Regions from separate parts of the Homo sapiens genome. Here region 1 is linked to region 2. Evidence: chromatin contacts called from ENCODE Hi-C or POLR2A ChIA-PET data. All regions are on one chromosome and are shown on one strand. Each heading gives the region's core, a stretch centred on a gene start or an enhancer-like site at or near the end of the contact. The rest is flanking DNA. Distances are from core to core; before and after follow the strand shown.

What was found. A loop is a pair of places that touch in the nucleus more often than their neighbours do. ChIA-PET counts read pairs that join two places held with the same protein, here RNA polymerase II (POLR2A). Pooled maps may share reads with other maps.
Region 1: a loop to region 2 is called in a pooled map, with 5 times the contacts of the local background. The contact joins two enhancer-like sites. A Hi-C loop is called at or near these places in 10 of 50 pooled maps. POLR2A ChIA-PET finds 5 or more read pairs at or near these places in 2 of 52 experiments (HEK293 and OCI-LY7).

Annotation. Positions count from the first base shown.
Region 1 is chr13:32,837,855-32,843,895 of GRCh38, forward strand. The region is part of intron 4 of LINC00423 (long intergenic non-protein coding RNA 423); the gene reads right to left. Among named protein-coding and RNA genes, the nearest start is that of LINC00423, 71 kb to the right of the region's middle. Within about 2 kb of position 1,282, at least 8 of the 41 ENCODE cell types and tissues checked have a DNase peak (open chromatin) inside an H3K27ac peak, as active enhancers do.
Region 2 is chr13:32,788,691-32,794,889 of GRCh38, forward strand. No RefSeq gene overlaps it. Among named protein-coding and RNA genes, the nearest start is that of LINC00423, 120 kb to the right of the region's middle. Within about 2 kb of position 3,166, at least 5 of the 41 ENCODE cell types and tissues checked have a DNase peak (open chromatin) inside an H3K27ac peak, as active enhancers do.

The DNA of each region.
Region 1 (6,041 bases), core at 32-2,531, 47 kb after region 2:
GCAGTCAACCCAATGAGCCTTCTAACTTATAAGGCAAGAGCTGGAGAGATACGCAGGCAGGGAAGGGACTTTTCATGACAAAGTGGGAGAGAATCAGGTTTTTCTGCCACAGAGAGAGGGGAAGCTGGGTGCTCTGCCGGAATGACCCCAGCAGAGTGGTTTCTAGAGTGAGATCCAGGATGCAGGCCAGAGCAGTTTGTAAAAGCCTCAAGGCCAGGTGAGCTATGGAGGAGGGAATTTGGAAGGCGCAGAAACTAAGAGCCAAAGATCAGTAGGCGGTGGGAGGGGGTTGGGCTCAGAAAAGCTATTTTTATTAAAATATTACAAAATGTAACTTCCCAATATTGGTGACATCGTGAACACCTAGGCAGCCTGATTTGTTCCTGTTACTGTCTCCCAACATGGGAAGTGAACTCCTCCGGAAAATGAAAAGGGCCTTCATTTGAGCACACCTAGAACATCTGACATCCAGCACAGCAGGGGGCTTGGTTGTTGAATTAAATCAATCAATGAGTGAGGGATGAATAAGGATGGGAGAGAATCAAGAGAGAATAGAGAGACCAGGCATGCTAGAGCGGGCCAAACAAGCCCGAGTAATCTAGGCTGAGATTAGACATGAAATCCACAAGATCAAATTCGGCTGGGCTGAGACGCGCAGCAGCCACATTTTCCTGAGCAGAGAGGTGAGAGCGCTGCAGGGTCCCATCCAGCTGGGCTGTGAGGTCGCAGAGGAGGATCTTTACTCTGGCTGGGGACTGTATTTCCAGGCTTTTTTTTTTTTTTTTTAAGGCAGCCGCTGACCACTTGCCTTGATTATAAGAAGTATTGCTTGAGTGACTTTGCTCTGCCTGGACAATACTCAGTGAAGCGATGATGTACGGCAGCCATTGAGAGCAGTTGCAAACCCATCCCTGGGCCAGCGAGATAATATTGCTGTGTTCTCCAGAAGGTCCTTCTCCGGAATTTGCTATCCTTCTTGTGGCTGTAGTTGAACAAACTTACATTTGACTTAAAGGGAGGTGTTTATCTAAGCTGTCTTCCTTTTAGGAAAAATAATGGACACAGTGACGTGTAAATCCACTGAGCACCTTGGACATCACAACCAGAGGGTCATGTGCCCCTGAGATTGAGTGGACTATACCTTGGGGGATGGGAAAGGTGGGGGCGGGGTGAAAGCCCGCAGTTACATTCAGACAGCACAGCCCTGGAAATGGATCTTAATTCATTTCACAAGCAATTCCAATGTGCTACAGCAGCTGAGCCCTGTCTGCATTTGCTTGTTTGTTTAGCAAAGGGAAATGTCCTTAGCCTAGCAGCCTGCACGAACTGTTTGCCTAGAGACAGTCACAATAATTGAGCCAACCTGGAAGGCAGGAAATAGGGCCTTAGAGGCCCTACTTCTACTTTTAGAAGTAGGTTTTGGTTTCTTTTTTTAAAGAGGTATTTAAAAAATGGCTATGCAATTTTCCATCCCCCCCAAATGAACCATATTTTTAAGACTGTCTCTGTTTTGTAGCTCTTATTTTCTGAGTGTCACATAGAAGGCACTCAAATAAATATTGCTTCAATACATTTGGTTTGTTTCCAGTTTTTGCCTTTTTTTTTTTTTGAGACAGAATCCCACCCTGTTCCCAAGGCTAGGGTGCAGTGGCGCCATCTTGGCTTACTGCAACCTCCGCCTCCTGGGTTCAAGCCATTCTCCTGCCTCGGCCTTCTGAGTAGCTGAGACTACAAGTGTGTGCTATCATGCCTGGCTAATTTTTGTATTTTAGTAGGGACGGCGTTTCTCCATGTTGGCCAGGCTGGTCTTGAACTCCTGGCCTCAAGTGATCCACCGCCTTGGCCTCTTTAAGTGCTGGGATTATAGGCATGGGCCATCAGGCCCTGCCCCAGTTTTTGTCTTTTTAAGCAATGACGCATTCAACCCATGGGTACCTGCAAGCTGTGCATGCATCTGATTACTTTCTTGGGATAAATTCATTTATTCCTACAAATAAATTAGAGCACCTTAGGGTGTGTATAAATTACTTGGTGGGGTGGGTCTTATTTCAATGCGGGATCTGATTCCATAGGTCTGGGATGGGGCCTGAAAGTCTGCTTTTTTAAGAATCTTCTGAGGTGTGCCAGTGCTGCTGGTCTGGGGACCACACTTTGAGATGCAAGGCCCTAGGTACCACCATAAGCAAGTGGAGCAGTGCCCAGCCAGGGTGGTGGCTCACCTCCTGGAGGCAGATTAGAGCAAACCAGGCCCCTGTAGATTCGGGGAAAGGAGAACATTAACCCTGTCTCCAGTATCAACTCCCAGACTCTCCGGTGTGAATTTCTGCCTCTGCTCTCATGAAATGTCAGAAAGGGTAAAGATATCTCAGTGGCGAATTTTGTGATCTATTTGGAATCAAATGGTTGCTTTGGGAGCCCAGAGGAATTATTAATGAGCCAATAAATGGGATACTGGCAACTTGCCAATTGCTAATAGTGTCCCTCCAAGCGGCAGATGGGGAGCAGGTCATAATAGTGGTCAGCTCAGAGGCTGGCTTTGCTAGGGATAGTCACACTGTGGTCCCCCCAACTTTGCTTAAGGCTTAGAGCAAGCTGCTCCCCGCCTTTCTCCTCTGTGGAAATGTGAGGAGTGCTTGCCTTATCCTGTCCTTGGTCAGCAGAAAACCCTTTCTTAGGGGAAATTTGACCCTTGATGGCTATTTTCCTTTGTCCAGTTTTCCGCCTTTATTTATTTATTTTTTAAATTATTATTATTATTATTATTATTAATTATTTTGAGACAGGGTCTTACTCTGCTGCCCAAGCTGGAGTGCAGTGGCATGACCTTGGCTCACTGCAACCTCCACCTCCTGGGTTCAAGTGATTCTCCTGTCTCAGCCTCCTGAGTAGCTGGGACTACAGGTGTGCACCACCACACCCAACTAATTTTTTGTGTATATTTTGGTAGAGATGGGGTTTCGCCATGTTGGCCAGGCTGGTCTTCAACTCCTGAATCCAGTGATCCAACCGCCTCGGCCTCCTAAAGTGCTGAGATTACAGGTGTGAGCCACTGCGCCCGACCAATTGTACTCCTTCTTATACTTCCAGAAACTGTTTTCTTCAAGGCAGTATCCAAGGGGGCTTGTCAGAGAGAGGCAGGAAGACCCTGTGGGTAGCACGCGGCATCCAAGAACATCCCTTCTGGCAGATTTCCAAATGAAATCTGAGATCTGGCTTTTGGCTGACCTTCAGGGATAGCCTTAAAAGTTGCTGCGGTTTTACCTGGTCTTATGAACGGTTTCATTTGGAGAGCTTTCCCCCTGAGGTGGAATGCAATCTAAAAACTAAATAAAGAAATGATTCATCAAAAGCATCTTTTGACCAACGAGGGGAACAAAATGACTGCTTCCATCCAGCCCTGTGTCTGCTAAGAGCTGAATGACTTGAGAATGTGGAAGACATGTCACTAAATGCTGCAGTTACTTTCAGGTGGTCTGCTACATCTGTGTTTCTGCTGGTTCGACCGCCTGAGAGGAAATTTTGCCCTCAGCAGGCAGTTCCAGGGAGTTGAGGCATGCAAGCCACCATCCAGGCCCCCTAGGAAGGTAGGAGAGGCCTGGAAAACTTGGGTGTGCTTTAGCTCGGCTACATGACCCAGCTGGGGAGACAAACTGGAGCCATGCCCACTGTTCTGGGACCCCAGCCAATGTGGCACATTCACAGGAGTGAAAACTAGAGACCAGCCTGACCCACACATCAGTCTCATTTCCCAGGGGAAGCCGTGTCTCCCACCATGAAGTTCGGTGATTCCTGTCTCTTCTGTGTAACACTCTCATGTCACTTCTGCTTTTCATCTTGAAAAAGTTATTTACCAATTCATCTTTACTCCCTAACTTCTAAGCTTCTTGGAGACTCTGTTAGGTCCCTCTCCACTCGGTAGCCTTTGCACATAATAGACTCTTGGGCTCTTTTGAGTGAATAACTAGTGGAGGATTAGATAGGTCCCAGTCAATCTAAGAGGGCTCCCTGGAGGAGATGACTTCCCTCCTAGGTTTTAAAGGAAGCGGTGGTCTCTTGGATTTGTTGAATTATCCCCTAGGTTCTCCTTTTCCCTATTTTATTTATTCTCTACCTCCCTATTCTTATTTTTAAATGTGACTGATCCTCCATGTCCATATATATATGTGTATCTATATACACACACACATACACATATACATTAGAGGTTGAGCATTCCTAATCTGAAAACCTGAAATCCAAATTTCAAAACTTTTTGAGTATCAACATGACACCACAAGTTAAAAATTCCACACATAAGGACTTAACATAACTTTGTTTCATGTTAACATAAACTTTGTTTCATGCACAAAATTATTAAAAAATTGTATAAAATTACTTTCAGTCTACACACAAAGGAATATATGAAACAAATGAATTTTGTGCTTAGACTTGGGTCCATCCCCAAGATATCTCATTATGTATATGCAAAGATTCCAAAATCTGAAAAAATCCGAAATCTGAAACATCTCTGGTCCTAAGCATTTCAGATAAGGGATACTCTTTGTGTGTGTGTATGTGTATGTGTGTGTGTGTGTGTGTTTGTATATATTATCAAAGGAAAGAGTATTGTGTGTGCGCGCGCGCACACACACACACACACACACACAATACTCTTTCCTTTGATAATATTAACCCTCATCTACATTTAGATGACTTCTCCCTTGCTCTCAAACTTCAATTTCACATTTCTAAATACCCTGTGGCTGGCAGCCTCTGAGATAGACCCTAATGATTCCTGCCTCCTGGTACTGATGACTTTGTAAGATTATATTCCCTTTGAGTAACTTGCTTCTAACAAATATGGCAATATGAGAGATGTCACTTCCATGATTAGGTTACAAAAGATTGTAATGTCCCTCTTGCTAGAAGACTGTCTGTGTGGCCTCCTTGGCTTGCATGCTTCCATGCAGCTGCTGTGTTGGAGAGGCCCACATGGCAAGGGACTGAGAGTGGCCTCTGGCCAGTAGCCAGCAAGGAACTGGGGTCTCCAGGCCAACAGCTCATGAAAAATGGAATTCTGACAACCATATGAGTGGGCTTGGAAGTGGACCCAACCCCAGCTGAGCCTTCAGATGAATACGCAGTGCCAGCTGATGCCTTGACCACAGCTGTGTGAAAGATCCTGGAACAAAAGCACCAGCTAATTCCTGACCCACATAAGTTGTTAGATAATAAATGGGTATTGTTTTAAGCCACGGATTTTTTGAAATAATTTGTTACACAGCAACAGATAACTAATACATACTGTCAATCTAAATAACAAACAGAGAGAAGCTCTCTAGAAGAAAAATATATTTATTCCGGAGTAGGACATTGCAATGGGAATAGAGGTGTATTAGCAAACTGTGTGTGTATCCAGGGAGGTAAAGGAGGGAAAGGTTTTTAAAGAAAAATGAGGAGGATTACATAATTGTTTTGAGATAATTATCCTTGGGTACAAGGATCAATAACAAGGGTGACGCCAGTTTGAGGTTGCACAGGCGGTTGCTGGGCAGATGTCCTCAAAGACGTATATTTTTGTGTGTGAGGTTGTGATGGTCTTTGTGCAAAGTTGTGGCTTTTGCAGTTTTTTGAGATAGTTTTTGTTATCAGGCGTTTAGGTATGAGAATCCTCTCATCATAGCCTTCCCTGGCTCTATTTGTCAGGGTTTTTTTGTTTTTGTTTTTGGTGCCACACACTTTTAAACAACCAGATCCATGAGAACTCACTATCATGAAGACAGCACCAAGTGAGGATGAAATTAAACCATGAGAAATCACCCTCCCCCCAAGTCCAATCACCTCTGACCAGGCCCCACCTCCAGCATTGGGGATTACAATTCAACATGAGATTTGGGTGGGGACACAGATCCAAACCATATCAATGGAGAAACAGTGTGGGAGGCTCTCTGAGGTCCATACAGTTCTTTCTGGGCTGCAGTACCCCACAAAGGAGGCTTCCCTGCCAACGTTTGTGTGGTCACAAGCACTCATTTGTTTATGGTGTATGTCTTATCAAAATG
Region 2 (6,199 bases), core at 1,916-4,415:
ATAGACTATCAAGGAGTCCTGATTATTTCACTTTTTAAACCAGAAGACATTTTACTTTCCATGCTATTGCAACTGTTGAAAACAGGAGGATTTAAATAACTAGGAAACTTCAGTTAAGGGGGAGTGGGGAGAAAGCCTAAGTTTATACCACAAAGTAGGAAGAATATCCACCAAATATTTTTGGACTAAAACCAAAATAAATTGGGATAGACTTCTGAAGCTCGAGAATGAATTCTCTGAAAGCGTCACCACCCTGAAAAACACACTCGAAGATCCTCTGGTAGGTGTGACAAAGATGATTAAAGGGCTTCCACTGGGCCCAAGACACATTTTGGACACCCCTGCAGTAACTCAGTTCATTCATCTTAAGTGACAAGGGTGTGGAATTGATGAGAAATCTCATTGAAACACTGCACTTTCTGCATTCTAGCCTTCAAATCCTGAAGTGAGAAATCACCAAGGAAAATACAGCTGCACAATCCACTTGCAGGTGGAGACTGAATTCAGCTGAGAGAAACAACAGATGGGTCTCTAGAGAACCCATGACAGGCTTCACTGTCAGCCATGCCTACCTCATACTCTACAGAGGCAAGGCAAAAACTAAGGATGGGATCTGCCCCCTACTCCTCAGTGAGATTGTATCATGAAACTCAAGTTGAAGCTACCAGCTGTTTCAGGTGGCCAATCTCTTACAATGTCATGGATTTTGTAAACAGAGGGCCTAGATAGACCTGCCATCCTCAGAAGGCGACTAGTGGCAAAAAGGAATCAGCAGGGGAACTATGAATAGTTACCACAACCCAACATCTCTGCCCTCCTACAAAAGAAAAAAACAGCTATCAAAAGAATATCCCAGGAAAGACTTCAGACATTCTCCATACTCGCAAATAAATTAGAGAACTTGAATTCTGAAAAAGAGCTCAAAGAACTAATGATGAGATAAAGATGAAAACTGATTGTGCAGAAAGTCACATATCAAAGTATATAAGGGATTAAAATAAGGTAGATCTAATAGAGATGTTAAATATTGTAATTTTGAAACAATACACCTTGTCAAGAAACTGAGTCGTATGGAAATTGGCTATCAAGCCAAAAGAATCTCAAATTACAAAATTAAAAATGAATTAAAATGAAATATCTAATTACCTGGAATTTTAAAAAATATTCTCAGATCAAGGGAAAAAATGACAAATATTTAGAAAGTAGCTCTAATAAAAATACGTATTAAAGGCAGTATATAGCTATACTATATATATGGCTGAGACTGTGGCTTTGCAGCCATACTCTGGGTTTCATCCTCAGTTTTGCTGCTTACCAGTTGTGTAACCTTGAGCAAGTTGTATAACCTCTCAGAGTCTCAGTTCTGAAGGATTAAGTAAATTTAAAGAAGTACATGGCACAGAGTAAGTGCTCAAAAAATATTAGCCATTGCTAGTATTTTCCAAGATGGCCAGTGTGGCTAGAATGGAGTAAAGATGGAAGAGCTTTATATGAAGTCAGGGGCGTGGAAGCACAGATGTAGGACCTTGTGGACTATTACAAGGACTGTAAGCAAAAGCCATAGGGCTTTTGAGTGAGATGGGAAGCCACCTGAGGTTTTGAAGAGAGGAGTCATATACTCTGACTTCCATTTTAAAACGATCCTCTGGCTAGTGTGAGGGGGGAGGGCTGAGGCAGACAAGGAAGCGGTTGTGCTAATCTGGGTTATCTGTGACTGGAATGGCCTTGATGGATGGGATGGTAGTAATGGATGTAGTGAAAAGTGGTTGGGTTCTGGATATATACTAAAGGTACAGCCAACAGAATTTGCTGATATATTGGGTATGAACTGTGAGAGAAAGCACCTGGCCCAAGCACTGGAGAGAGGAGTTGCCATTAACTGAGGGATACCTGTTATTACCAGAAAACAAATCTAAACCGTAATAGGAGAATAAATAGTCTTCCCTAAATACGGTTGGACTCTGAATTCTCCAAGAAGTTATGAGCTGTACTTAACTCATAGCTGACCTCTGTGGGAATCAGCCTGCGCCTAGATCTCAGTGGGACTGGAGCCTAAGCTGGCTCCTGGGGATCTCTGTTCACCTTGTTCATGGGACGATAGCCCCCAGCCTACAGGAACCTTCAGATGATTGGACAGTGGACAGTCACGCATATCTGGCAGATGGTGCAGGAAGAAACCGCAAGGTGACACTTCTCCACTAGTAGGAGTATGGGATGAGAACTCCCTCTTGTGAGATCACCATTCAAGTTGGAGAATACTGAACCTTGATTCTGGGGATCAGCTGGCTTCAAGCTTTCAGAGGGGCTAGGAGCTGTCCTTGGTGAATATGGAGAGGAACAAACTGAGTAAAGGCAAATGTCAGAGGAAAGAATTTGTCAAATGAAATTATGTTCATTGTGTAATCTCACCTTATTACTACCTCATTCAAACTGATATATTTGATGTGATTGGATTTGTTTGGGCATATTGGTGGAGAAACTAGATTCCCTGTACTTATTGACACAAGGCAGAATTGGAGCCACAGAGACACTGACGTTAGTGTTTTTGGTATTTAGTGACTTGTGAAATCACAGGTGACTTCTGATAGTGCAGACTTAGGGCACTATTGGGGTGGGGGAAAAGAAGGCAGAAGCCAGACTGCAGTGGGGTGAGCAAATGTGAGTTCAGGAAGTGGAGATAGTGGAGGCTGATTTGGAGAAGTCTGGATGAGGAGGAACAAGGAGATGCCTTTTTTTTTTTTTTTTAAGGATAAACTATACTTGAACATTTTTTCCCATTAAACATACATGTATTGGGGTACCTGCCCACAGCCTTTTTAATCTGCTGTGGCACATTGCCTCTACTGAGTTGCATGATCTTGTCTTCCCTCTGATCCTACCTCACAGAGAAGAGTAGCCCGTTCACAATGACCTATGTATTGTGTGACCTGTTTGTATTTTCTTGTAGGAATTTGAATTAAAAGACACAGACAAGTTTCCAGTGAGTCATGGAGAGTAAATAAAAAATCCACGGGCTACTCTGGGCCATATGTGAGAGGAATTTAAGGGAAAGCCTGCTGCAGGACAAAGGTGGGTGAGCAGATGTGTGGAAAGAAGAAGAGAAGTCCCTAGAGATTACGTGAGAAAGAGGTGGCCTCGATCTGAATCCACCCCTGCACCTTCTGAGCACTGTGGCCTTGCAGTAACCACCTCCCCACTTCCTGTTATTCAAACTGGTTTGAAGGGATTTCACTTTCTCCCAGATGAAAGGACCCTGACTGGAGCAGTCTTGCTCGGACCTCTTCATCTTCAGCCCCTGTTTGTTCAGATGTGTTGTACAGATAAATACCAGAGTGTGTGAAGATGCTGTCTTACCAGGTTATTCTTTTCTCTTTTTAGAGACAAGGTCTTGCTCTGTCACCCAGGCTGGAGTGCAGAGGCGCGATCACAGCTCAGTGCAGCCTTGCACTCCCGGGCTCAAGCAATCCTCCCACCTCCATCTCCCAAGTAGCTGGGACTACAGGTGTGTGCCACCACACCTGGCTAATTTTTCAGTACTTTTTGTAGAGACTAGGTCTCACTATGTTGCCCAGGCTGTTCTCGAACTCCTGGACTCAAGCAGTCCTGCCTCAGCTTCCCAAAGTGTTGGGATTACAGGTGTGAGCCACCCTCCCTGACCTCCACCAAGCTATTGTTCTCCCGCTCACAGCTGTCTACTACACAATGAAGTATAAAATCAACAAGCCTTTCACAGCCTGCCAGAATATGGCTTCATCCTACTTTCCAAACTTTTTCATGGTATTTTCTGTTAACTTTACTTCTGCCAGACTGACTGTACCTGTCGTTCAACACACTGTATATCTACACCCTTAGTCCTGGCTTACATCATTCTGCTTGTCAGTGATCTAGACCCTTTGTATTCAAAGTGTGGGTCAAGCAGCAGGATGGGCATCACCTGGGAGCTTGTTAAGAATGCAGAATCTCACAGCCCACCCCAGACCTCCTGAGAATCTGCTTTTCAGTAAGATCCCTGGATAATTGAAATTCACCTTAAAACTTGAGAAGCATTGGTCTCTGCTGCCTGTGCAAATATCCCTTCTGCTTTAAGTCCTAGCCTAGGGGTTGTTTGTCCCATTATATTTTTTTCTGACCATATAGTGATAGTGGTTCGCTTCAACCGGAATTCCTATAGCACCATGAGAAACGAATAGTAATAGTTTAATTGAGTACTTGCTGTGAACTGATCACTAGAGTAAGCATTTTATATGTGTCGCTTAATTACTCTTTACAACAATCCTATGAGGTATGTTTATCACCATTTTACGGATAAAGGAACCAAGACTTGGAGAGTAACTTGCCATGTTCACACGGCTTGGGTCAGAGCCAGAATTTGGATTTAGATCTTTCTGATTCTTGAGCCCACAAAGCATACATATCTTTATAGTAACAAGACTGAGAAAACCAGTCACACTAGAGCATATGACTCTAAATGAATACCTCAGAGTATTAACTGTAATGACTTGTCATTATCATCTTGCTAACTTACAGCTATGAAATTATCTGTAGAGGAAATTAACAATCCATTAAAGAAACTCTGATTACTTTATGGCCAACCCATGCATAGCCTATGCCACTTCTTAGTTTTAGTGTTTTCACCATTTTGAGGTGGAGCATCATACAACTTGTCACCTATGCTTCTATAAAACAGAGACTTTTAAACATTTAAAGAATACTATATAAAACTGCCACAGTGCTTTGTACATAGTAAACATGTAACAAATATGTACTGAATTCGTTTGATTCTCACAATTAATTGTGTCATAATCATCCCTGATTCAATCTCTAATAACATATCCAAAACTGAATTCCTGGGCTTTCCACCCGTGCCCACCTCCAAACCCGGTCCAACCTCAGCTTTCCCCATCTCCATCTGTAGCAATTTCATTATTTTAGTTATTCATGCGCAAGCCATGAAGTCGATTCCATTTCCCTCACACATCCTTTCTAATCTGTCAGGAAATCCTGTTGACTCTTCTTGCAAAATATATCCAGGATCTAACCACCTCCACTGCTACTTCCATCCAAGCCACTATTATATCTTACCTGGTTTATCAGTTTGCTAGGGCCACCATAAAAACTACTACAAACTGGATATCTTAACAGAAATTTATTAGCTCACAATTCTGGAGGCCGGAAATTCTGGAGACCAAAATTAAGGTGCTGGTAGCGTTGGTTCCTTCTGAGGGCAGGATTTATTCCAGGTTTCTCTCTGGCTTGTAGATAGCTATCTCCTCCATGCGTCTGTTTATATCATCTTATGTGTGTATCTGTGTTCAAATTTCCCCGTTTTATAAGGACACCAGTCATATTGGATTAAGGCCCACCCTAATGACCTCGTCTTAAAACCTCTGTAAAGACTAACTCCAAATAAGTCACATTCTGAGGTAGTGGGGGTTAAAACTTCAATATATGAATTTGAGTGGGTAGGGGCACATTCAACCCATAACATCAGGATTGTTGCAGAAGCTTCTTACCTGGTTTGTCTACTTCTTCTCTTGTCTCCCAGAGCCCTTTCTCCACACAGCAGCCAGAGTTACCCTTTTAAAATGGAATTCAGGTCCTATGTCTCTTTTGCTTAAAATTCCCCAATGCATCAACATTGGAATGAAAGCCAAGGTCCTTACAGTGGTCTCACAGGCCGTATGACCTGGTCGCCGTCACATCTCTGACTTTATCGCCTCCTACTCTCCCCTCACAGGCTGTGCTTCAGCCCCCAGGCTTCCTTGCTGCCCCTCTAACGTACAAGGCAAGTTTCCTTCCTTGTCATAGTGCTTGTATGTAGTATTTCCTCTTCCTGGAATGTTATTCACCCAGGTGTAGGTGAGTCTTGTTCTCATCTCCATCAAGTCTACTCAGATGTTTCTGACTCAACACGGCCTTCCTGACTTTCTGATTTAAAATGTCATCCCCTACCCCAGCACTCCTTACTACTGTATTATGCTTTACTTTTCTGCATGGCACTCACCCGCTTCTGGTACACACTATAATAGATGTTCACATTTTGCTTATTGTCTGCCCCTCCATTAGAATATGGCTTAGTGGGGTTTGCTCTCTGTTGCAATCCCAGGGTCCAGCACACGGTCTACTAGAAGACAGTCAATACATATTCAATACAAATAAAAGAATCCTATTTTAGAAATGTTGAAACTGGAGAACACAG